Linked DNA regions of Mus musculus: all the other regions are linked to region 5. The links are chromatin loops, found by intact Hi-C in ENCODE. Cell type or tissue: left cerebral cortex. All regions are shown on one strand. Region 1 holds the start of Pgrmc2 (progesterone receptor membrane component 2). Region 2 has its middle 8.8 kb from the start of 1700017G19Rik. Region 3 has its middle 3.0 kb from the start of 1700017G19Rik. Region 4 overlaps Intu (inturned planar cell polarity protein). Region 5 holds the start of Hspa4l (heat shock protein 4 like). Region 6 overlaps Intu (inturned planar cell polarity protein).

Region 1 (4,000 bases), 340 kb after region 5:
TAAAAGAACAAGGAGGTGGTTCTCTGTTCTTCTTGTTTTCAGACGGGTCTCACTATGCAGCCCCAAAAGGCAGAGACCTTACAGAGGCCTGCTTGCCTCACTCCAAGGCCTCCAGGATGGTTCTTCACTATTATCAGTGCTCAAGCCCAGGGACCCACTCTACAGCACACCTCTTAGTTTTCAACCTCTGCTGCGGTTGCCATGGAGACTGCCAAACTGACTCTTTCCGGATGTATAAGGACTGATAATGGGTCTTTTTACAAATACTCTAGACAATCTTTAACCACTGAACACACTTCAATCCAATGAGGGAAGTGTGTAACTTGGTACAAAATCTGTGCAAATTCTTCACTTTTAAAAGTTTATTTGACTTGGTCCATGTAAACAAGGTACTTGGGTCCTATTCTCTTGTTCCACATGCTCTTAAATTAAAAAAATAAAAAAGTACTAACCATGGGAGCTGATGTAAGTAAGGAGACATGATTTTTGTGTTTATATATCCAGAAGGAAATACACACACACACACACACACACACACACACACACACACACAAAGAGATTAACAGATCCAACATCAAATGCTTATTTGTGTTTCTTAGCTCTAATCCAATCAACAAACCAAAACACTCCTAAAATAGCATCCAACTGAGCATAGAAATTAGAAGCGTCTTCAGTGTCAATAAATCAATCAGGGGCAATAAGGAAATTAAAAGGAAACCTAGCTTAAAAGTTGGATGCATACCTTCCAATAAGGGGTCACTTTGGTCTCTAGCTTCATTCTTACAACTCACGCTCTCTCTTCTCCTCCCCCTCCCCTTCTGTCTTTAAAGTTTAATATTAAGCACTGCATAACCAGGCCGCACAATGTTGTTCAATTTTATGGGCTACCAACAGATACCCGGGGTCTGAAGTTTATTTGCACAATCTGCAATATAGATTACCACTACACTGCAAAAGGGCCTCTAACGGCAACTACCTTCCACGTAATTTTCTGAAAGTAAAGTTGTAAAACCTTCAGCACATGCAGGGCAGGGGGCGAGAAGTTCGACGCTTCTAGGTTCGTGCCCCCCCTCACCCCCCCAAGGCGTCTCATTCTGCTAAGGGAAAATACAATAATTTATTTTCAACGGGTATTTGAATACTTATTTTACTATTAGCAGAGAAAGAAGGAGAGGAGGGAAGGAGGGAGAGACTGAGAGAGTCGGAGACAAGAGACACGCCTGCCTCCTGGGCAGATGAGCTCCACCCCCTACACTCAGGGCCAATATCTTTGCCAGTCTTACTTATTAAGGTTTACGTTCTGGTCCGTCCTCATTTTACATACAGTTGTTAATCTTGGAAAGCATCTTGGAGCCCAAACCGACTTTTTAGAAAAAGAATGAAAACGAGTCCGGGGTGGTTGTGAAACCGAGCTCCAGGGCTTGGGACTTGAAACTACGTGTCCCTAGCCCTGACTCTCGGCAGACAAGTCCGGAGAAGGGAAAAAGTAGGCAAGTGTCAAACAGACAACCCAGAATAAGAAGAAAGCTGTCTTAACACTGGGCCAAAAACTTTGGATCGCCACTTTAGCCCTCTTGCCCCGACAAAGCCCAGAAATCAAAACGCTCCGAGGAAAGGTTGAACGCCAACGTGACTAGAGACAACTCTTAACAATTTTGAGAATTTCAGCCCCAGGAAAAGCTGCGAGGAGATACGGATTGGGAAAGGCAAGGAACGCCGAGCGCAGGTCTGTGGGGCGCCACTGAGCCCCCCACGACGCCCGCAGCTGGGGGCGTGCGCGGGGCTGCGGTCCAGGAGCGGGGCCGCGGCGGGGATAGGGTGTCCCGGATCCCCACCCCGACACCCCTCACTCCTCACCGGGGCCGTAGAACTTGCTGCCTTTGGTCACGTCGAAGACTTTCCCATTGACCGCGAGCAGGATGCGCGGCGTGCGCGCCCCGTCGTACTGGCGCAGCTGCTCCAGGCTGAAGTCCCGCTTCTTCATGCGCGGCAGCGTGGCGGCCGGGCTCTCCTCGCCCGCCCCGGGTCCCGAGCACAGACCACGCCGCCCCCAGCGCACCCACAGCCGGTAGGCCCCCAGCAGCACCAGCGCCACCAGCGCCACGTTCAGCAGCATCTCCCCGCCCGTCGCCAGCAGCGCCGCCACCCAACTGCTCCTCGCCGCCGTCGCTCCGGCGCCACCCGGGCTCCCGTCGCCGCCACTCTCCCCGCCGCTCCCCAGGGTGCTTAGCTTTACGTCCCCATCACCCGCCGCCATCACTGCCCGCCAGCGCCTTCCTCCTCCCGCCCCCTGCCCTCCCCAAGCCCGCGGCCCTGCCCACCAGGCGGCGCTCAGCCAATCACGTGAGGGGCTGGGGCGTGGCAGCGCCGGCTGCTTATTGGCTGTTGGCTGGGTAACGTTGTCTGGCTTCGCTCTCGCAGCTCGGGCTCTGGCTGGCAGCGCGCGCGGGCAACGCCCCGCCCACCTCGCCCCACACTTCCCTGCTCTCACAGCCCCAACGCTTTCAGCCTGGGGAGTGTAAGGGAAGGGCGGGGCTGAAGAAAAATAGAGTGTGCGTGGGGCGGGGGGGGGGTGGGCCGAGCCGGCTGTGCGCGTGCGTACTCGCGCGTATGGGCGGAGCGCCGTCAGGGCGCGTGCGCGGGCCCTGGGACGCCACGCGCTGGGCTCTTTTTAGCAACCCCTCCCTGCTGCGCGCGCGTGCGCCCAGAAGCGGCTTCTCTCTGAGACGGCTGGTTCGCGTCTGTGACGACGCACGGCGGAGGCCGCAATAGAGCGTGAGCTGCGGGGCCGCGTGTGAAGCTGGGCTTCGGGCACTAGCCCTAGCAGCGCCGGACACTCGGGTCCCGGCCCACGCTGCTTTTGGGCAGTGCTCCTAACAGGAGTCGGACGCAAGCTCTTCTGCGCTTTGCTCCCCGGCGGTGGGCGTGCGCGGATAAAGCAGCCTGTGGCTCTAGCTCCATAGCCTTGCTCGGGGCCTGCGAGAGTGCTTTCCAGTGTGAATTCCACCCATCTCGCGCCCTCAGCTAGTTTGACAGGCTTCTGTCACTCTGCTTGTGAGGAAGGAAGATGCATCCAGGGAATGGCCAGTTCCTTATAACTTTGAACAACCGGGGGTGGGGGACAGGTATAGACGAATGGTGGCAGCCTAGGGGTGAGCTACCCGGCATAAAGGAGCTGACTCAGAAAGGAGCTGACTCAGGCTTTGGCGTGAACAGTATAGAAAAGTAGGGATGGGCTTTTCTGGCTGCTATTAGTTTTTAGGTAACTGTCTTTAGTGTCAATGGACAGGAGAGCCCTACCCACTAACGGTACTGGTGATCATAACTTCCCTAGAGAGGTTTTAACACTCGAAAGGATGGGAAACCAGCCATTGTACATAAGACTCATCGTGGCTTTTTTTTGGGGGGGGGGGGGGGGAAGGTGCTGAAATTTTTTTCTGTAATGGATTATATATTTAGGTGCTGTGGGCCATAAGGTCTCTCTGTCCCAACTGTTACATAAATAATAGAGAATGAGCATGATAGTGTTTCTATTAAAAATGTACTTAGAGACACCGAAATTTGAATTTGTCATGAAATACCGTCTTTTTGTTTTTGAGACGGTTCAGTGTGTTCCAGATTGGCTTTGCACTTGATATGTAGATGAAGATGGCCATGAACTTGCATACCAGCAAGCACATTCCCTTGCCCATCATTATGACTTTTAAATCACTTAACGTTAAAGTCGGTTCAGCCCCTGAGTAGGTATAGAAACAGCCTGTAAGCTATATTTTGCCAATCCCAGTCTGAGAATTTTTTTTTTTTTGAGTCAGAGCTGTTGTCTTTAATTGAGAATTAGTAAGTGACCATATAATCTTTACACTGCAAGAACGGGAGTAAAGCCAGATTGGCACAGGCCAACCTCAGTAGTCACCAGAAGGGTTAGAAGTCACAGTTCCTGTGGGACTTGCTAACAGAAAATGGAGATGTCAGTGATGGAAACTGGTTTTGGGAAAGAACG
Region 2 (4,000 bases), 210 kb before region 5:
GCAGAGGGCAGAGGAGGGCATCAGATCGCCTACAACTGGAGTTACCGGTGGCTGTTACTGGGTGCTGGGAGCCATACCCAGTCCCTCTACAAGAACAGCGAGAACCCTAACTAATGAACCATCTCCCCAGCCCCTTTTCTCTCTTCTTGTAAAGGCTCCCCCAACAAATTAAGGAACAACCCCAATTCAATATAATCTCATCTTTGTTACAAGTCAAAGACTATTTCCAAATTAGGACCCATTTGGGTGGGAGGAGTTAAGAACTCCACATACCCTTAGGGACACACAATCAACTATGATAGTGCCAGAAGACCTTTGCTTCCACAGCTACTAAAAGACTGCGTGGTGTATAATCTGCACGGACAACTTGACTCCATTTCGAATAGCTGTGGAAACACGACTATGGGTGTGTCTAAGGAGTGTTTCCTGGAAGGTTTAACTGAGAAGGGGAGGCCCGTCCTGATTGGGGGCAGCTCCATGTCATAATCTGGGATACCAAGGCTAATGAAAAGGAGAGTGTGAGTTGAGCATCAAGGTCCATGGCTCACCGCTCCTACAGATGTGACATGAGCAGCTGCCTCCTGCTCAATCTGCCCTGCCTTGCTCCTCAAAAAGCATCGCGCCTCCAACTATGACCCAGAACAAATCCTTCCTTTTTAAATTGCCCTTGTCAGGTATTTTTGTCATAGCAACGAGACACCTAGCTGAATATATGAAAGTCTGCATCTTGCCTATGTACGTAAACTTGAATCATTATTTTATTGCCATCAAACAATGATCAATTATGCTTATTTATTTTTTATTTTTAATATTTGTTATACTGTTTATTAATTATTAATACTTACCCTTCACACTTTTGCTATAAAAATTATACTTTGATAAGCATCTCATTCTTTGTTTCCTTGGATCAGTTTCTGAATCAAAAGACAAACACTTCAGCTTCCGGGAAACTCAGTTGAAGAAGACCACCAGACGAAAGAGTATGTAGAACAGCCAAGGAAACACTGCAGGAAGGAGAGGTGAGCAAAGGTTTAGATACATTGTGATAAAACCTCTCTGCAGGAGAAAAGACTTACGTGGGATGACTTGGCTACAACGCAGGTCAAGCCCCATCTACTTGGGATTAAAATTAACCTATGATCAATTATTAGTCTGTATCTCTGACATCAGTGATATGCCACATTTGAAAACACCTTCCTACTTCTCACAATCATTCTGTCTGATGCTGACTCCGGTTCGGGACAGAACTTGAAGTCACTTGTGGGTCATCCCCCCCCCCCCCCCCCCCCGTACATTGAGCTAAGCTTCCGTTTTTTCTTCCTCTTTCCCTTCTCTGTCTCCTGACCACAGGGTGCAAGGGTACATGCTGCTTTGGAACCAAGGGACAACTGAGGTCAAGTATATTTCAACCCTATCACCCACGGAGGATAAAAGGCTCGTGTCAATCAGGCTTGAAGTCACTTTTCACACCGTACCCATGTAATGTACATGATTACTTGTTTTGATTTTTGCTTGTTTGTTTTGGGACAGTGCCTTGTTATGTAGCCCTGACTGGCCTGGCACTCCCTACATAAAGCAGGCCGGCCTCCAACTGTTAACTATCCTCTGCCTCAGCCTCTGAGTCAGGGGAAAGAAAGGAGAGCGCCACCAGAACGGCACGCAAATGGTTAAAGTGCTTAAATTCCCACCCACAGGGGCATCTGGCTTCTCTTCTCAACTCAGTCCGCAACACAGCCCCAGGGCAGGCGCATCTGTCCCGCAAGCACCTCCTCCTCTTCAGGCTCCTTGGTGGCCTCAGGTGACAGTGTCCTTCCCTGGGGCGGCGCCTGGACACCGGTGTCCAAAGCTGGGGCCGCCTAAGGTCGGCAAACTCTGGGTGAGGCGCGGAGCGCGCACTAGGCGGCGAGAGAGTGCCCCTGGAGCGTGGTTCCCAGAGCGGTCTCGGGGACGTCCAGCACAGAGAGGAGCCGCGGGTCACCCTGGCCCTTGGGGACCTGGGCTGCGCTCCCAGAGCGTCCACCTGCCAGGACTGAGCGATCGCTCCCGCGGGCGATCCCAGGGCATACGGACCCACGGTGACACTCGGACATTTGTGTCCTCCATCAGAACCTCAGCCGAGCTGGGGACCCGCTGACACCCACCGCCGACCCGAGGCTCGCCCTCGAGGCGGCTCCCTACAGGAATGTTTCAGGGGGGCGGAAGGACCAGCATCCCCAAGCCTGCGCCCCGCAACCTGGAGGACCTGGACTCGGTGCAGCGCGTCCTGCTACACAGGTCAGTGTGGCTCCGGGGATGCAACCAGGCTGGGCGCAGCGGCGGGGTTCGGCTAGGTGCAGGGCTCCTATCCCAGAGTGGGTTCTGGGGACTCGCAGAGACTCTAGACCAGTGCCAATGCTCTGGACTATAAGAACCTAAGCTGTCTCTGTCACGCTGCTCTGCACTTTCTGCAGGGATTTGGGGAGGAAACTGGGAGCTTTGCCTGGACTTTGTGAGAGGGATTAGAAAGAATTTCTTTTTTAATAAATCGAATTTCGCCCCACCCTCTTAGCACCGCGGAACATTAACCGCACAGCAAAGGAGTTCTCCTAAGGAAGAGAACCCCAACTTTCCATTAGCTTATCCAACCCTATCATTTATGCAAAATTGACGAACAAAGATTAAAACCCACGCCTATCGCAGGCGATGGGTTTGTTGATGAGAAAGGAATCCAAGAGAACAAATTTGACTTGCAGAGTGAATGGACTGAATGCAAGCATAACAGTGAATGATGTTAACTCGTAAGGCCTGGCCTTAATGAGACATGATGGGAGGGGGACTCAGACGTAAATGAGCTTCTGGTGAACACGTTTGTGGTAAGGGAGAGAAGGTTTACGTGAGTTCTGTCATCTGTAAACGTTTCAAGTGACCCTTTTAAGTCTTTGTACAAAACCATATGAGCTGTAGGAAGCGTGAGGGAGGAGGCCGCTTCATGCAAGGGGTTTTAAAGTTGGATTTCTTCCACTTGAGAAACTTGAAGTTCTCTGGACCCCACTCTCCACCCCACAAAACAGCTGTTGCCATGTAGAATGAAATATTGTCAAACCAGGAGGTAAATTCCCAAGGATGATTCCTCCTTGCGTTTGATAACATTGCATACAGTTCAGGAGCGACCCCGGGTAGTAGTCTCTGTAAGGCAGCATTCACGCTCACGCTGTGAGGCTGGCCAGCCTGGGAAGGAAATCTGTTTTAAGCACCTGACTCCACTGCAACAGAATTTCTTCATATTTTTCTTGTTTGAAATGTCTAGTAGGAAAAAAAATCCAAACTTATTAACACCACTGGACTTCAAATGGAGAGCACAAGCCTGCCTGAGTGACGGGGAAGGGAGAGTTTATACTCTAATCCTCACACTGAGGTGCTCATTTCAGAATAAGTATTTCTGGAATGCACCTGCTCAACATTAGACTGAAAAGCCACTCCATCTGAATTACAAATAACAGCTCCCCTTTGCCGGGGCATGGACTCTGAAGCTCAGTTTGTCAGTACCGTGGCTAACAGTGATTTCATCTTAACAGAGTATGAAAATCATTTTCAGCTTTGCATTGCATTGTGTGTGTCCTATTATTCTGTATTTTATTGTCATTTTGTGTTTCCAAAACACTGTTTAAAAACTTGCCACGTGTCAGTTTCTCTCCCCCTTGGCGAAGGTATATTTTCCAACATATTCATCCTTTTAAATATCCTTTGCTTGCATATATAAAGTTTAGTAAGGATATAATACAAAAACCTTTAGATCATATTTATCCATCTATCCGAATTCTCATGAACTACGTCAGTGCATAATCTGTGTTTTAAAGTTGTTTTGGCATCATTTTTTTTTTTTATGTTTTCCTTTTAGAAACATCTCTTGCATGTGCAGGCAACCCAGTGGGCTGCAAACACATCCAAAAACTTGAAAGTAGGAGAGTGGGTAACTCTACTTAAAGGAAGAGAAAGGGGTCTTAGCAGAGAGGAGACAAGG
Region 3 (4,000 bases), 220 kb before region 5:
TCGTATTTACAAACTACTTGTAAACCTGATTTTTCTCCCAGTTATCACAGACTGATCAAATTGCAATGCTATTTTTTAAAAAAGCCACCAAGACAAAATAAACAATTAAATCACTAAAATAAAGTCAAAGATAAATTGCTTTTTAAATTAAATTTTTAGGTTGGCATGAAAAGTGGTGGGTTTCAGATCTTCAAGCTTTTTAAGGGAGGCACTTTTTCAATTGCATTGTCTCCCCAGCCCAAAAACAGTATTCTTAACAACCTTTCTGTGCCCACTCCCCAAAGAAGGCAGCACACAAAACACACACTGCAGCCCATGGCCTGGACCAGGAGAAGGAATGTGTTAGGAGGAGGATGGTTTGTGCTGTGCTTTACGGCGCTTTCATTATGATCCCAGGGAAAGATCTTTAAAAGAATATTGTAATAAAAATGCCTAAATATAAGAATAAAATCAGTGACACCAGTGAGAGACCTGCTAAGGATGGAGTTAGAAATCCAGTTTTTACTTTCAGCTGGTATTTAATGATTGCACAGACCACGGGACACAGTGTGAGATGATGCATGCGTGTCCTCATCTGTTTCTTGTCGCTGAGACAGAGTACTGACGGGATGAACTAGGGAAGGAAGGGTCTCGGGAGCCTCAGCAAGAGAATCTAACAGCTGATGCAGTCTAGGAGATAGAAAAGACCCTGCCATGAAGCTACACTCCACCTGACCCGAGACGCCACAGAAGGGGAGTGTGGAACAAAATTAAAATTAAATTAAAATTTTAAAACAAGGTTTTAAGGAGGAGTTTGCTTTTACAGAGAATGGCAGGTGAGAGAGGATGTCAAATTCTAAACGTTGTGTTTTCAGCCTAGCTAGGGGAAAGGTGAATAACGTAGTCTGCTCTCTGCTCTGTGAGGAACACTACGAACAGGAGCAACTTGGAAAGGGTTTATTTGGCTTGCAGGTTTCAGTCTGTCATCCAGGTAAGTCGAACTCGGGACAGGAACCTGGAGGCAAGAGCTGAAGTAGAAACCACAGACACACCGCTTACTAGCTTGCTTTCCTAGGTTGGCTCAGCCTGCCTTCTCTTACTACCCAGGCTCATTACCCAGGGATGACGTCACCCACAGTGGGATGGGTCCTCCCGGTGGGCCCTCCCACATCCATCTGTAACCAAGAAAATACCCTACAGACATGCATACAGGCCAATCTGATGGAAGTTATTTCTCAGTTGAGGTTCCTCTTCCAAGGTAACGCTAGGTAGTATGAAATTGCCAAAAAATAATCAAGACAGTGATCATAAAAGATCAGAGGAGTTTGTGAGAACCGAGTTGCCGAAGGTCTTCCAACAAAACTAAGAAGTCTTCGTTTCCTCCAAGAACCATGGAAAAACTCCATGCTGTGAGTTAAACAGATGCAATAGCTAACTTATGAGTGCTCACTATCCAAAGGAACAACATGTTGAAAAATCAGGAATATCCAAGCAAGATAAACAGATTTGACAAGATTCATTTGATTTTTGTTATCCATTATGGGTGGGGAGATGGCTCAGCGTTTAAGACACATGATGATGGCTCACAAGCATCTGGAACTCCAGTTCCAGGGACCGGATGCCCTCTTCTGGTCGCTTCAGGTACTGCATGCACATGGTGAACCGATATGTAGGCAAAATGCCCATATATATATATATATATATAATTAAAACAATAATAATATTGGGATACAGGATCCATATTCAGTGCCAATGAGTTTTTCACACTAGCTCATTTTAAAAATTTTGAGACTTTCTCCTCTAGGTGTAATACCCTATTACCCTCATACCCTTAAATGAATTACTATATTAAAAGAAAGTGAGATTTCAATATTTCGGTTTCTGAAAAAGCCAATCACTAATTTCCCCAATACCTTTCTAGTCAGGAGATTTCAAAAGTAGCGAGTCCAACTTTTGCTCTATGCTTGGGTGGTTCAAGACCCCTGTGCTCTGTAGGTCCAGGAGACCTGCGCTGCACAGTCGATGGCACACTGGGAAGACTCCTACTTGCTTCAAAGCATCGTGACATCACCTTGTATTTCGACCTGAAGGGTCTTTTCAAGTTATTATAGCCTGCACTTTTAAGTGTAGTATGGACTTGAACAATCATAACTTCCTTAAAATTAAACAACACATACAACTCAGAGAGAAAACACCTTTGAAAGAATGGCTTCCCGATACCCAGAAACGGCTGTCCAGGAACCTTGTCTCTGGAGGTTAGCATTAATCCACGTGTTAGATCATGTGAACAGTCCATAGCCATTTACTTCCAGGCTGGTGTTTCTTGCTAATATTTACATCATTCAGTTGATTTGTTTTACCCTGTGAAGAAAGGGTTTGGTTTTCATCAGTTGAAATACTGTGGGGTTTTGGTTTTGGTTTTGGTTTTGGTTTTGGTTTTGGTTTTGGTTTTGGTTTTGGTTTTGGTTTTGGTTTTGGTTTTGGTTTTGGCTTTGGCTTTGGTTTTGGCTTTGGCTTTGGCTTTGGCTTTGGAAGTGGCACAGTTTTTAAATTTTATGGCATGATTTTAATGTAACCATGAAGACACCTGCGTCCCGTGCAGCCACTGCCTTATGTCAGTGTATATCTCCTCTCATTTCTTCACTTCTTAGTTACGTGAATACATTGCCCTGGCTACTTAGACAATTAAGATCTAGACTTGCTAGGTATGTGTTGTCCTTGCAGCAGAAGGGCACAACATAGAGAGAAGCCAGTGATTAGGACTTTGATTTTCTTTGACAGTGCTATGGATAGAACCCAGAGCTCGGCATGAGTTAGGCAAGTACTGGCCCACTGAGCTGCTGGCCATTCACTGTCCTGGGCTGCATGTTCTCTCTAAGGCACAGAAAGCACAGATGGCCACTGCAGTAAGGCTGCGTGGGTGAGCCAGCGGTGGCTTGGACTCCAGAGACAACCAGCGAGGCTGGAGAAGGGTCTTGGAAGTCGTAAAGCACCCAGACTCCATCTGTCCTTGTTGCTTTGGTCCAGCTTTGGACCCCACGGTACAACATCCAGATGTTGCAGTAATGTCTATTGATAACCCTCTAATAAAGAAGCCCATGTCAGGCGAGCAAGCCTGGCCCCCTCCTTCACCACCCCCTCTTACTTCTCCCCTCCTTCCGTCTTTCCTCTATATCCCCTTCTGTTGTTTAAGACAAATTGTCTCTCTCTACCCCAGCCTGCCCTCGAATGACCTGCCTGCCTCATCTTGAGTGAGGGGATGACAGGCTGGTGTGCACCACCACATACGGGCTACTGAGCTTCCGTTTGTTCCTTAGATGCTGTGGAGCCTGTCTTTAACCCCCTCCCACTCCTTTGCCCTTTCTCTCAGAACCCATCCATTCCTCATCCTGCTGAGGACACTGACAGCGTAGGTCCTCTGCTGAGTCCCTAGTAACCGCCTTCACTGGAAAGAATAACGTAAGCAAATGTCTTTACTGGATGCGAGGATCTCTCCCACTTGCTTTAGTACAGGACAACTCCGCGACACCACCCCATGCTAAGGACACGGAATTGGCTGAAGATTTGCTGAGACTCTATTGCAGTTGAAGTGTTCCTCCTGCCCATGTGACTCCTTCATTCCCCTCCTCCACCCCCTGCATCCCCCAATAAACTTCACGCGTGGAAATCTCCATCTCAGCAGCTTCTCAAAGGGTCCGAATGCCTTTGTTTTTTAATAGTAAATGTGCTGATTGTAACCTTGGGAGATAGGTTGATTTGATGAATCTATTCTACGTGGGAGTCCTTTGGAACTTTGTAGGAAGTTGTGTGTGTTTGGGAGTGAGAGTCCCAAGTTTTATGGCTTAGAAAAAAGAAAAGAGCCAGAAATATACAAAAGCAAGAAACTCAGGCGAGCTCGAGGTAGAGAAGCCCATGTCTGGGCTGCAGCTGCCAAGCAGACCCAACTCGTGGGGGGGGGGGGGTCTGCTCCGTGGGCAGCTCGCCATCTACACCCCTGGAAACACCCTGTGTCCATTTTCTC
Region 4 (4,000 bases), 51 kb before region 5:
TATACAACATATTTAACAGAGTCGGATGATCCAGGAGGCACACGGAAAAGAATGTCTCTGCTGACCTTGACCCCGCTTCTCTTTCTAGTCCTGGTCTAACCAAACATTCAAGATAATCAATCCTCCTTGAGGTGATCTCGCTTTGTGCAGTAATCTGTCTGCTAAGGCCCTTCAGCTGTCAAACTTGATCTGTAGATCAATAGCTTGACTCAGATCAATAGCTTGGACTTCTGATGAGTCTTAGCTTAGCTGGTTGAAAACTGCATTATGTTAAGCTTATATTGAGGTGTTTATGCGACGTTTAGAAATATGAGGTGATTGTCCCAAGCTGACTTTGGCTCTCTGTGATTAAATCCCAGGGTTACATGGTGTGCAGCCATCTGCCTAAGGATGATGTTATTGAGATCGCTGCATACTGTCGCCAGCACTGCCTGCTGCCTTTAGCAGCAAAGCAAAGGATTGGCCAGCTGATAATATGGAGAGAGGTGTTCCCAAGACACCACCTCCAGCCCCCTTCAGACTCAGACCCCGAGGCCTTCCAGGAACCTGAAGGGAGATATTTCTTACTAGTTGTCGGATTGGTGAGCTATGCACTTCTTTCTTGAATTTCATTTTATATTTTTTAAACCTACTTGCTGAAGAACACAAACATGCTCACTTATGAATATGTTAATTACTTATAGTCAAGAAAATGCCAAATGCTTCTCTATTATCTTCCTTCTGTATCTATTTAATACTCATGAAGCAATATTAGTAAAATCCAGTGTAGGCTTTTAGCAGATATCTGAAGATGTTTTGTTCCCTTCCTAAAGTGGTTTTATCCTTTCATGAAACAATACAGAGCCGAGCCGGGCATGCTAATGATCCCTGTGATCCTAGCACTTGGACGGTTGAGGCAAGAGGGTTGCGAGTTTGAGTTTGAAGGCAGCCTAGGCTGAACATAAGACCTGTCTGAGTGAGGGCGGTGATAACGGAGGCTATTTGAAAGTTGTCTTAGGACTTCTCTGGACTAAGAGAAATGATTGAGAGATTTTCAGAACTCACGAGTATTTGCAAATACCCATGTCTTTAGTATTTACAAGCATATACATGCAGACAGTATTAAATAGTTTCAACTGAACATGTACCAATCTTCCTTTACAGCGACATTATTTGTTGTGCGTGCTGTTAGAAGCTGGAGGCTGTGCATCTAAAGCTACTGGGAACCCTGGTCCCGATTGTATCTATGTAGATCAGGTCAGAGCGACCCTTCATCAGCTGGAAGGAGTAGACTCCCGCATAGAGGAACAGCTAGCCACATCCCCGGGGCCCTGCTTGTCTTGTGCTGACTGGTTCCTTGCTGCTCCACGTGAAAAGGCAGATAGTTTGACTACTTCACCTATCCTCAGTCGGCTGCAGGGGCCTTCCAAAACAGCAGCCTCTCCAACATGCAGGAGAACCTTTTTCAGTGACTATTCCTTCAAGGCACGGAAGCCCAGTCCCTCCAGGATCGGTGGAGGACGTGAACCCACTGAAGGGGAAGAAAGTGCTGGTCTGAGCCCACATGCTACCCCAGATGCAGTACGGAAGCAAAGAGAATCCGAAGGCTCGGACGACAATGTGGCCTTGCTTAAGGTATGTGTTCATTTGACATGTCTGCATTGTGAGAAATAACTCAGAGATTTTTTTTTTAATTGGGAGAACATTCCTTATTTGAAATGATGGGTGCTTTCCATTAATGAAAAAACAAAGACTTAGAATTGAAAAGAGAAAGAAATATCGAGTGCCAAGACATAATAAGCCCTGTGGCATCTAGGACATTTTTTTGACAATGCTTCCAGGTAGAGAAGCTTCAGCCACATACATTGACATACATTGGCCTTTCTTCTGCATTGATAAGGGTGACAGAGGGCCCTAGCTGTGGGGCAGTCTCGGTGTCAGTCTGACTAACTGACTGACGGTGTCAGTAGTCAGTAAGACATTTAACAGAAACAGATCAGAATGGGGAAGAGGAGATGCCTATTTGTAATAAGATTCTTAATCTGCATTTATGAACACCACAAACATTAAAGATGTGAATGTGAAGCAGAGAGTGTCTATCTTTGCGGTTGTGACTTCCCTTGACCTCCCCCCCCACACACACACACACTATAAGATACCTCCACATTTGTCAAAGTCATCGCCAGCCTTGGGAGCGTTGCACTTACTCCCAGGCTGCGGATGTCTCTCCACACAGTTTTGAAACTTGCCGTCAGGAGGATGGAGGTGATGCTAGACAAGGCAGAAAAAAGGCTGAGTCTGAATGGGCTGCAATGCTTCTGAGTGCTGTGACGTGCACAAGCCTAGCTCTCCCCTCTCCCGTACGAAAACAGTGGGATGCTGTTGGAGCCAGAACCGAATGTGTTTGTTCCACGTATGTTTGCATTCTAGTTGTAGCCTGTTATCTCACTTGGTAAAGTCAGTAGGAGACAGAGATCAGGAGGATTTAAGTAATTTATGTATAGCCAAACTCTAATCAGCTGCCCTGAATAAGACTCGGACCATGTGACCTTGAGGAGTTCAGACAGCACAAGAGAGACAAGTACGTGTGTGTGTGTGTGTGTGTGTGTGTGTGTGTGTGTGTGTGTGTTCAATGATGGAACTGGTGGGGAGTTTCACTGTGGTTAACCTTGGAAACCTCCTTAGCAAAGAATAAGAGATGCAGATTTGCACTGAAAATATTTAAAGGGAGCGGCACAAAAGCAGTGCTCTTAGGCTTTAAATTTTTGAAACATTTCTGCTGTGTGATCCTATTCTTAGATATAAACTGACGTACTTATCTTCCAGCTTGCTAGAAAGAAGTCAACACTTCCAAATCCGTTTCATTTGGGAACTTCGAAAAAAGAACTTTCAGAAAAAGAGTTGGAAGTCTATGACATAATGAAGTAAGGAACTTCTAGCATGCCTTTCACTTAAACGCCTTGTCTTTGAGAAAGTACAGAGATGATTCAACGCGTGTAATTATGATATAGCACAGATATGAGGTCATATCTACAGTGTTTCTGTAATCTTTCACTACACATTTAAGGAAATGTGTAGTGAAAACACCAAAAGGAGTATTTTAAAATGTGAGAGTCACTCTTTACCTCTTTCCCACAGATAACATAATTTTTGGATGTCTACTTTTTAAATTAGTTTCAAGACTAATTTCACACTCTAGTAGATGCCTGGTTATCTTATCCTTAATCCTGTTCCTGGAAGTGATATCTGCTAATGCCTTACAGTTGAGAATGCTCACTTCTAGAGAACAAAGGCCTGGCCGTTTGCCCAAACTCAAGACAACTGGGCGAGACCATCCCTACTTCCTGCTTCCAGCTGGTGCATGCAAGAGCTCTGTGGCAAGTGCAGCCCAGCTCAGCTGCTCTCTGCTTATCCTGCTTTCCTCACTCACTGCTCTTCTGTGGTTCCATAGAACACATTGCACTGACTTCTTCTCCCTGGGTGTCTCACTCTCAGAATACAGGTCCTAAAATCTGGTCCTGAGCAAACAGATCCAACTCCAGCTTACACTGAAAAAGGAATTCTGAGGTTAAAGGAAAAAAAAAAAAGACCTAAACAAAGAAGGAATGTATACATTATATAACACTTATAAAGTGTTATATAATCAGTTTGTGTGCGTGTGCGCGAACACGCAGGTGTACTTGTGTATGCTGATATGTGAAGCTAAAGGCTAACCTTGATTGTCATTCCTCAGGATCTGCCTAGCTTGTCTTTTGAGACAAGGTCTCTCACTGCCTGGTGCTAACTAAGCGTGGTAGGTAGGCTTCCTAGTGAGCGCCAGGGCTCCACCTGCCTCTGTCTCTCCACAGTTGGAGTTGCAAAGGTGCACCACCGTGCCCACTTTGTTGCGTGGGTGCTGGGATTTGAACTCTGGTCCTCATGTTTGTAAGGCACTTTACTGAGCTAAATCTTCTTCCATGTTTATTTTGTGGTTAGCTACCTAATCAGCCAGAATCTTCTTGGCTGGTGTTTAATGTTGATG
Region 5 (4,000 bases):
TGAGGTCTTGGGTTCAATCCCCAGTTGAGGGGGGAAAAACAAACAGAAACAGTAAAGAGCAGATTGAACAAAAAACTAAGACATAACAACGAAGGCAAGTAAACCAAAAGCTGGTTCTTTTAAATAGTAATGATAAGAACCAAGAAAAAGACACAAGGAATATTAAGACTGGAGAAAGACAAAAACTATAAAAGAAGAGCACTGACTTAAATAAACCAATGTCTGTCAACAAATTTGAAGTTGATAAAATAGTAATTTTTGATAAAAATATGACTTGATTGAAAAATAGTACAAGACATGAATAAACTACCCACTAAAATAATGTAACCAGTGGTCATAAATCTTTGTCAGAGAAAACAGGAATCTCGTTCTAATTCTACAAAACTCATGTCAGATGGTTTAAATGAGAATGACACCATAGGCTCATATATTTGAAGACTTGGTCTCCAGTTGTTGGAACTATTTGAAAAGGATTATGGGCCTTTTGGAGAAGGTATGTCACTGGTGATGGGCTCTGAGATTTCAAAAGCCCAAACCATTTCCATTTAGCTTTCTGTGCCTTCCTTTTATGGATCAAGACATATGCTCTCAGCTACTGCTCCAGTGCCGTGCCTGCCTGCCTGCTGCCATGCTTCCCACCATAATGGTCATGAGCACGAATACTCTGAAATTGTAAGTTCCAAATAAACTCTACTGTAACTTGTCTTGGTCATCAATTAAAAAAAAAAAAAACCTAAAAAAGCTGGTCTTGATTAAGAGTAAAGGAAGCAAACTGGTCAGTGAATATAGATGCAAATGTTCTACATAATTATCACAAGTGTGACTATGGGTGATTTGTCGGAGGAATAGGAGGGTGTTAAAGAGTTTGTTAATATTTTTCACTGAGTAATAGGTTGAGAATAGGGGTCTCATTCAATGATTAGCATTTGCTAAATTTCAGCATCAAGAAAAGAAAAACTTAGCGAACTAGCAATATTTAGGTTTAAATTTCTTATAAACACAAAATTTTCTGTTAGAGACAAGTATGCTCACTACTATTCCTTATAGTCTACATTTTATTGGTGATCGTACTTATCATTAGAGAAAGCAATAATAAAAGGACAAAATGAAGGAGGTCCTTCACAGGCTATATGTTTTGAAACCGAGAGGGTCCAATAAGCTAAAAGAACCAGAATCTACAATAGAGTGCAGCAAGTTTCCTAGCTACAGGATCAATATAAATTACCATTATCCTTATATTCCAATAGCAGCTAAGCATAGTTATATTGACATGTTGATGTCATGCATAAATGCTGTGTTTACATTTAGCCTGAAAACAGTCCAGGGAGTAATATTATCTTAAGAGACACTGAGCCCACGGCTTGGAAAGTAATTGCCAAAGGTCCTAGAGGCAGTAAAGGTTATGTATGCCTGGGGTTACTACATGAATCCATGTAACTTCCAAGTGCTTGTCCTGTTTTAACTACTAAGTACTCATTTCCTCCTGTTAGCTGTAAAGAATCAGAACTCTTTGTTCCTGGCATCAATGCCTTCTTTTTACTTAATATTTTAAGGGTTTAATAGGAAAAAAAATTTTTACACGTGAGATTCCAAAAACATCATACACAAATAAAATGAAATTCGTGGTCCTAGGAGAGCTTCAAGATATCCAGGAATAAATCTAGCCAGCGGCAGATCATTATCCCTTAGGATAATGGCTAAATGGGGCAACTTAGTAGTGGAAGCCACTGAGACCCAGAGTTCTGAGGGGCCAGAAGCATCCAATCCCTGCTCTGTGTGCGCACAGCCTGCTGGGAAGCCAAGGTAGGTGGTCTCCTAAGAAAGTGCTGAGTGGGTCAGAGCATGCCCCCTGCAGACTCTGAAGTCAAAAAAGATTCTTTAGAGACACTAGAGTTGGAACAATAGTGGCGTCCCAGTTGACTTGGTATAGTTCCTAAAATGTATTTTGTATTCATTATAGCAACAGCGGGGGCTATTGCCACACTTGCTGCTGCCGCCCTAACAGCAGTGTTAATAGTGAAGCGATTGAGTAACTTAAGAAGGAGCACAAATACGGACTATGAGAGTACTGAATATGCGGATAAAAATTCCGTGTCAAATTCCAAGGTGAAACAGGAAGCACACAAAAACTTGGACGAGCTGGAAGAGGGATTACACAAGGAATTGGATGAGAAGGGTCACCAGACACAGGAACTGGACGAGAAGGGTCAGAATGTACATGAAGAACTAGATAAGAAGAGCCCACAGATACATGAAGAACTGGACCCTAAGGAACGTGGGACACAGGGGCTGGATAAAAAAGAGCCAAATTCACACTGGGATGTGCATGGAAAGGACCAGGACCGCCAGACTTCGTAAGCATGAGCTAAAACTTGTTCAAGTGCACACAGGCAGCACGCCTCCTCACAAGGCAGGCTTCTTCTCTGAAGCTCCCTGGGCAAGCAGGCCAGGGCCTAGAAAACCACTTTTTCATGGAGGAAGGTGACAGGTTGGGACCGGGCGCAGCAGGGTAGCTCTGAGAAGCGGGCGACCCTGGCACCGCACAATGGGCACCACCTCACAGAGGGGCTGCAGGAGGAGCCTCAGCACGAGCCGCACGCGGGCGGCCCCTCGGGGCTGCGAGGCCGGCGGTGAGATCCCAGGCTGTGGCTCTCGGGGACCCTGGGAGGATGCGGGCGGCCAGAGCGAGCGGTGCTGCGGAGAGCAACGCGGAGGAGGGAGGCGCTGCTAGGAGGGCGGCGCTTAGAAGAGCGTCCGCGAGACACCGCTGCCCCGGCGTTGCCGGGAGACGGCTTCGCCCCCCCCCCCCAGGCGTCGCCCGACCGCTGCCCCGCCCCGTCCCGCCCCGCCCTGCCCCGCGGCTCCGCGGCCTCCCCTCCCTCTTTCCAGCTCTTTCTCGAACCTGCCACTCCGCAGCGAGCCGTTGCCGAGCGCTGACGGGAGCGGCCGAGGGCGAGGCCGCCCAGCCTCAGCCGACCGGTGGCTCGCGCCTCCCGGGGCCGAGCGCGCAGGCGCAGACCGCAGTAACTGCCGGTTGGGGGCGGCGAACCGCAGTGGAGACTAGGCGGCGGGCCGGGCGGAGGCGGCGCGGCTCAGGCGGGCGGCTCCACCTCCGCAGTTCCGACGCCCTGCCCTAGATTTTCCGATAGAGAGTGGGTCCTCTCCTTTGCTTCTCGCAGGAGTCGCAGCGCCCGCAGTGGGGACCCGCAGCGGGACGCGGTCTCCGCAGCCCGAGCCTTAAGCGGGATGTCGGTGGTGGGCATTGACCTCGGCTTCCTCAACTGCTACATCGCTGTAGCGAGGAGCGGCGGCATCGAGACCATCGCCAACGAGTACAGCGACAGGTGCACGCCGTAAGTGCCGCACGCCCCCTTTCCTGGGGTGGGGCCCGGGACGCCCCCTGTGACAGGTGCAGCGTCTACAGCCAGACGAGGAGGGCAGGGGCTTCCCTCTGGCTGCTCGGCTCGCCTCATCTCTGCTTGCCGCAGACATCCCTGACCCTGGGGCCCCTGCGTTGGGCTGCAGGAGGCCATGGGGGGGCCACCTCGGCATGGCGTCCTGGACAGGGAAGAAAGGTCTGAGGCAACCAGAGAGGGGTGACCTGGGATTATCCTGTACTAGGAAGTCGGCTAGAGCTCTGCATTCTGCCCTCCCTCCCCCATCTCCTGAGCGACAGCTTTCTCAGAAAAGTGACCCCTGGTTATTGCACACCTAAGAAAACGAAGGGCAGTTTTCCTAACACTAGAAGTCATTGGCTTTATTTATTTATTTATCTGTCTGTGTGTTTATAGAAAGGAGAGATGAGGTGGTGTCCTTGAGAATTTGAGATGATCTGACCAGTTTCCGGAGGGATTAGGTTAACGGTGCATTCACTATGAGACTCGGACAATGGGAATCTTAGCTGTACATTGGCAGTATCTTTCAGTTAGTGGAAATTGCCGTTGTTAGAAGCTACTACCCAAAGTGCGTGTCTACAGAGTGAATTGTTGGTGAGTCAGAG
Region 6 (4,000 bases), 67 kb before region 5:
GCTGAATTTTTCACATGGTTAGCAAATACTCTGACTTTACGGTAATCATAGAGAAATACAGACTGTGCGTTAGAATTCAGAATTCAGTGTCATGTGAATTTTATTTAGTGATGAAAAAACAAAAGTCAGAAGTTGGATTGTCCTGCAGTGGTGGAACTGTAGTCAGCACACAGCAAGTGGCCTTGGGTCCCTGTCCAGCACTAGGGGAAAGAGAGGAAAGGAGAGTGGGGTGGAGGGAGGAAAGAGAGAGGCAGGGAAGGGAGAGGGGCAGGGGAGGGAGAAGGGCACGGGAGGGAGAGGGGCAGAGGAGGGGGAAAACTTCTCAGCCAGTAAGGAATAGCAACACCACACGGAGTGTGAGGTCTGACTTGGTTGTCACTGTTAAGTCTCGGGATGAAGAGCCCAGAGCTTTGGAGTTTAGTCTTTCATAAAATCAAATATTATAATTTTTCTACTTTTAGTATTTCAAGTAATCTAAAATTCATGAAAAAAGTTTATTTCAAGTTTTAAGGGCTTCCACATTACTGATAAAATATAAAGTTGGATTTTCCAGATTTTTACATTTAGTTCTCCCATCTCCTGGTAAAAATTACACTTAAAAGTTTTAGATGATGTGGGTTATGTAAAATAATGGGAAGAATTTACTTGTTTTCCTAAGTAAAAGTGAGACATAAATCTCTGACTTTCTTTTCTTCTCTTTTCTTTTTCTTTTCTTTCTTTCTTTCTTTTTTTTTTTTTTTTAGCATGACCCCAGCCAGTTCTGAGGCTGAGGCAGGTTTATTTTTTCCCAATCTGCTTTTATACCATTTTAATTACATGCAAGTAATAAGGTCAAGCAGTATAATGAACACAAATAGGCAAGGGAAATCCCTGACTTTCTATATATGGACAATGGTTCTTGACTTTCTATATATGGACAGACAATGGTTTTTTACTTTCTATATATGGACAGACAGTGGTTCTTGACTTTCTATATATGGACAGACAATGGTTCTTGAAACTTCAGTTCATGTGTGAATGAATAGTTATAGAAGCAGCTTATCAAACTTCTGTCTGGTTTTTCTTCATTCACTGCAAGGATCCAAAAGGTACTCACATCTGCCAATCACAGGCTGAGTACCACTGAGCTAAGTAGGCCCCAGCCTCTCTTTTTATTGTTTAACAGCTTTGTTCAGCTTCACTTCGTAAATCATACCCTGGCTTACAGTTTATAAGTAAGAGCTGGAGAGATGGCTCAGAGGTTAGGAACACCGGCTGCTGTTGCAGATGATCTGGGTTTGGTTCCTATCATCTGTCACTCCAGTTCCAAGAGATCCAGTGCCCTCTTTTGGCCTCTGGGGGCACCAGGTGAGCACATGGACACTCAGACAAACACAGAGGTAAAACAATCAAACACATAAAATAAAAACAAGTAAGTCTGTTTTTTGTTTGTTTGTTTTTGTTTTGTTTTTAAGTGTAATAGTTTCAAGTATATTCAGAGATATTGGCTATGGCCAATGTCAGAACATTTTTATCACTTTAAAGAGAAACCCCGTGCCCCTTGTCACCCTGGACATCACAGCCCAAGCCCCAGTACCCGCTGGCTTGCTAGCCTTGTTTGGGAGAGATGTCTACAGTAGACATTTGAAATGCCTGGAATCATAAAATGAGTGCTCATTTGTTTCTTAAAAATGCTTTTTAAATTGTGTGTGCATGAGTGTGTGTGTGTGTGTGTGTGTGTGTGTGTGTGTGTGTATGTGTGCACGCATGCACGTGCCTCTGCAAATATGAGTGTAGGTACCTACAGAAACCAGAAGTATCAGATTCCCTGAAGCTGGAGTTACAAGCACCCATGGAAACCTAGCATGAGTGCTGGGAGCCACAAGTGCTCTTACCTAGCCAGCCATCTCTCCGGCTCTAGAGTAATGCTCTTAAACAAAATGGAAGGGTTTTCATGAATATTTGTTCTTACTCTTTCTCTGCTGTGTAGGATGGGTGCTATTTCCATTAATAGTTAGATCTTGTCAGTAATGATAAGGCACGAGGTAACCTGTGCAAGCAATAAGGATGGGTAGGCAAAGCCTTTTTGAGGAAACAATAAATGTGAAATATTCTCTTCAGGGTTCTTTAACAATACATGTTTCTTGTTGCACATTCTTTTTTAGAAAATTGTAATAAGATTAGTGTGATATAAAAGAGGCTAATGTTTGCCTAAAAGTGTATGCACCTTTACACTTTAACATAAAACAATGGTCTGTTTGAAAAAAAAATCTTTTCAATGGTTCATATTTCAGGTAGCACACACATGTGTTCTCTATGGTTCCAGAGTTGGTTATTGTATTTCTTTTGAGAAGTTATCTAAGTGTTTGTAGCTGTGTGAAGAATAATTAAGAATACATTGCCCATGCATGAACTGTGCATACCATCAGCTTCTGGCAGCTCCCTCGGTAGTCATCACATAGTGTACAGGTGCTCTGTCCAGTTTCTGTGAGCACCTATGTGCACAGGACTCAAGTTCCATCACTGCTTCTAACCCGTATCTCATACTGGGCTGTCATCCTCCAGGTGCAATCACTGTTCTGGTCTCTGTGTAATCTCCTTAGTGATTGTGCCCATACATGGGCAATCCCAAAGGGTCTGAGTATAAACTGTGTGTCGCCACTTCGTGTCAACAAAACATTTCACACATACCCAAGTTTCAGACAGGGTCTCACTCTGTAGCCCTGCTGGCCTGGGACTCACTATGTCACTCAAACTATGTCACTTCAAACTCATAGCAATCCTTCAGCCGAAACCTCCTGAAAGCCAGGATTGTAGACATGTAATGATTCTCCCTTTGTGTGTTTTGGAGGTTTGGAGATAATCCCAAATGTATTCTTGGTGTTACAAACCCCTGCCTTTTCTGTGTGGCAGTTAGGTATGTGGCAAGAAATTTGCTTATTAAGCAATTCAGTTCTTAAATTATATCATGTGTAACCTTTTAAGGATATTTTTATAACTCCGTAACAGTTAAAGATATTCTAACCGCATCTTGAATTTGAATTTGTGTTTTTTCTTAGCTCATCCCTCCATCTAAATGGGAAACAAATTCATGTTGCTTACTTGAAAGAGTCTGACAAGTTGCTGTTAATTGGCCTGCCTGCTGAAGAGTGAGTTGGGATCTTTTTGTTTCCCTTTAAACAACATTTCTGAAACTATGGCAACAACAAAAAAAGTAAAATAATGGAAACAAGGTTTGCCTCATTACAATCATGGCCTTTTGTCAAAAAGCAAACTTCTTGTGATGGGTTCATGATCCCAAGGCACTGCCCTGGGGCTGTGTTATTACCCGTATCTGTGGGGCTGTCAGTATTGACAACACAGGGGTTGGGGTGTATTCTTCCACTCAGACTTCACAAGAATTTGCTTTGAATTTAGTGAGCTGCCATTTTATTCACGCTGGAGAATATGGGGGTCAAGGCTCGGCACAGGGTACTTTTCCCAGATGTTCGATATCTTTGGTAAAACAGTGACTCTGCAATGCCAAAGTGGCTGCCTACCTCTGGGTGACCTTACTAGTGGGGTAAGCACCCTTTACAGCCCTGCCCGCAGCTGACTAAACCCTACAAATATATATGCAGAAAGACATCTTGCTTCTTTGCAGTTTGGTGTCATTTCACAAATGAGTTAACTCTTTTTTTGTTTTTTGTTTTGTTTTGTTTTTTTAAGAGTTCCTCTTCCTCAGTTAAGGAACATGATAGAAGATGTGGCCCAAACCCTAAAGTTCATGTATGGTTCTTTAGACAGGTGAGTGTTTCTCTGGAATCTATGTCATGTTCGGTGTCTCCTGTGTCTTCCTCTGTGTCAGGCAGTGCTTGTTGCTTGAGAAGCAGGCATTTTGGTTTACTCCTTGCCTGTGACAGTTTCCTCAGGTTTTCTTTCTTTTTAAATTTTTATTTAATTCAACTACAAATTAATTTTTGAAACAGGATCTTTCTGTGTGGCTCAGACTGGCCTGAGCCTTGCTCTGTAGCCTGGGGTG

What was found. Peaks named below come from ENCODE experiments on the same cell type or tissue, not always from the same donor. Only the 100,000 strongest peaks of a DNase experiment are listed, where the experiment ranks them.
Region 1: a loop joins it to region 5, with 3 times the contacts of the local background. A loop is called at or near these places in 5 of 42 quality-filtered maps.
Region 2: a loop joins it to region 5, with 5 times the contacts of the local background. A loop is called at or near these places in 18 of 42 quality-filtered maps.
Region 3: a loop joins it to region 5, with 3 times the contacts of the local background. A loop is called at or near these places in 17 of 42 quality-filtered maps.
Region 4: it touches region 5 in a loop (2.3-fold over the local background); 2 of 42 quality-filtered maps call a loop at or near these places.
Region 6: it touches region 5 in a loop (2.1-fold over the local background); 2 of 42 quality-filtered maps call a loop at or near these places.

The regions. Positions count from the first base shown.
Region 1 is chr3:41,080,738-41,084,737 of GRCm38, forward strand. It overlaps Pgrmc2 (progesterone receptor membrane component 2), which reads right to left and starts at 2,309. Exons shown (of 3, transcript NM_027558.1): 1 at 1,858-2,309. The coding sequence starts at 2,257. In left cerebral cortex, a CTCF peak has its summit at 2,323 (motif pointing right); DNase peaks (open chromatin) are centred at 1,300, 1,581, 2,512 and 3,160; H3K4me3 peaks cover 2,896 bases; H3K27ac peaks cover 1,789 bases.
Region 2 is chr3:40,529,690-40,533,689 of GRCm38, forward strand. It overlaps a transcript of Intu not described here. Among named protein-coding and RNA genes, the nearest start is that of 1700017G19Rik, 8.8 kb to the left of the region's middle. In left cerebral cortex, a CTCF peak has its summit at 1,895; a DNase peak (open chromatin) is centred at 1,904; H3K4me3 peaks cover 1,279 bases; H3K27ac peaks cover 339 bases.
Region 3 is chr3:40,523,945-40,527,944 of GRCm38, forward strand. No RefSeq gene overlaps it. Among named protein-coding and RNA genes, the nearest start is that of 1700017G19Rik, 3.0 kb to the left of the region's middle. In left cerebral cortex, a CTCF peak has its summit at 1,606 (motif pointing left); a DNase peak (open chromatin) is centred at 1,592.
Region 4 is chr3:40,691,356-40,695,355 of GRCm38, forward strand. Intu (inturned planar cell polarity protein) reads left to right here. Exons shown (of 16, transcript NM_175515.5): 11 at 360-581; 12 at 1,144-1,614; 13 at 2,806-2,903. Among named protein-coding and RNA genes, the nearest start is that of Slc25a31, 16 kb to the right of the region's middle. In left cerebral cortex, no CTCF peak of the experiment used is centred here; DNase peaks (open chromatin) are centred at 2,369, 2,768 and 3,306.
Region 5 is chr3:40,742,432-40,746,431 of GRCm38, forward strand. Hspa4l (heat shock protein 4 like) reads left to right here and starts at 3,182. Exons shown (of 19, transcript NM_011020.3): 1 at 3,182-3,353. The coding sequence starts at 3,247. In left cerebral cortex, no CTCF peak of the experiment used is centred here; DNase peaks (open chromatin) are centred at 2,464, 2,710, 3,001 and 3,912; H3K4me3 peaks cover 2,123 bases; H3K27ac peaks cover 2,128 bases.
Region 6 is chr3:40,675,845-40,679,844 of GRCm38, forward strand. Intu (inturned planar cell polarity protein) reads left to right here. Exons shown (of 16, transcript NM_175515.5): 6 at 3,039-3,128; 7 at 3,688-3,765. Among named protein-coding and RNA genes, the nearest start is that of Slc25a31, 31 kb to the right of the region's middle. In left cerebral cortex, no CTCF peak of the experiment used is centred here; no DNase peak of the experiment used is centred here.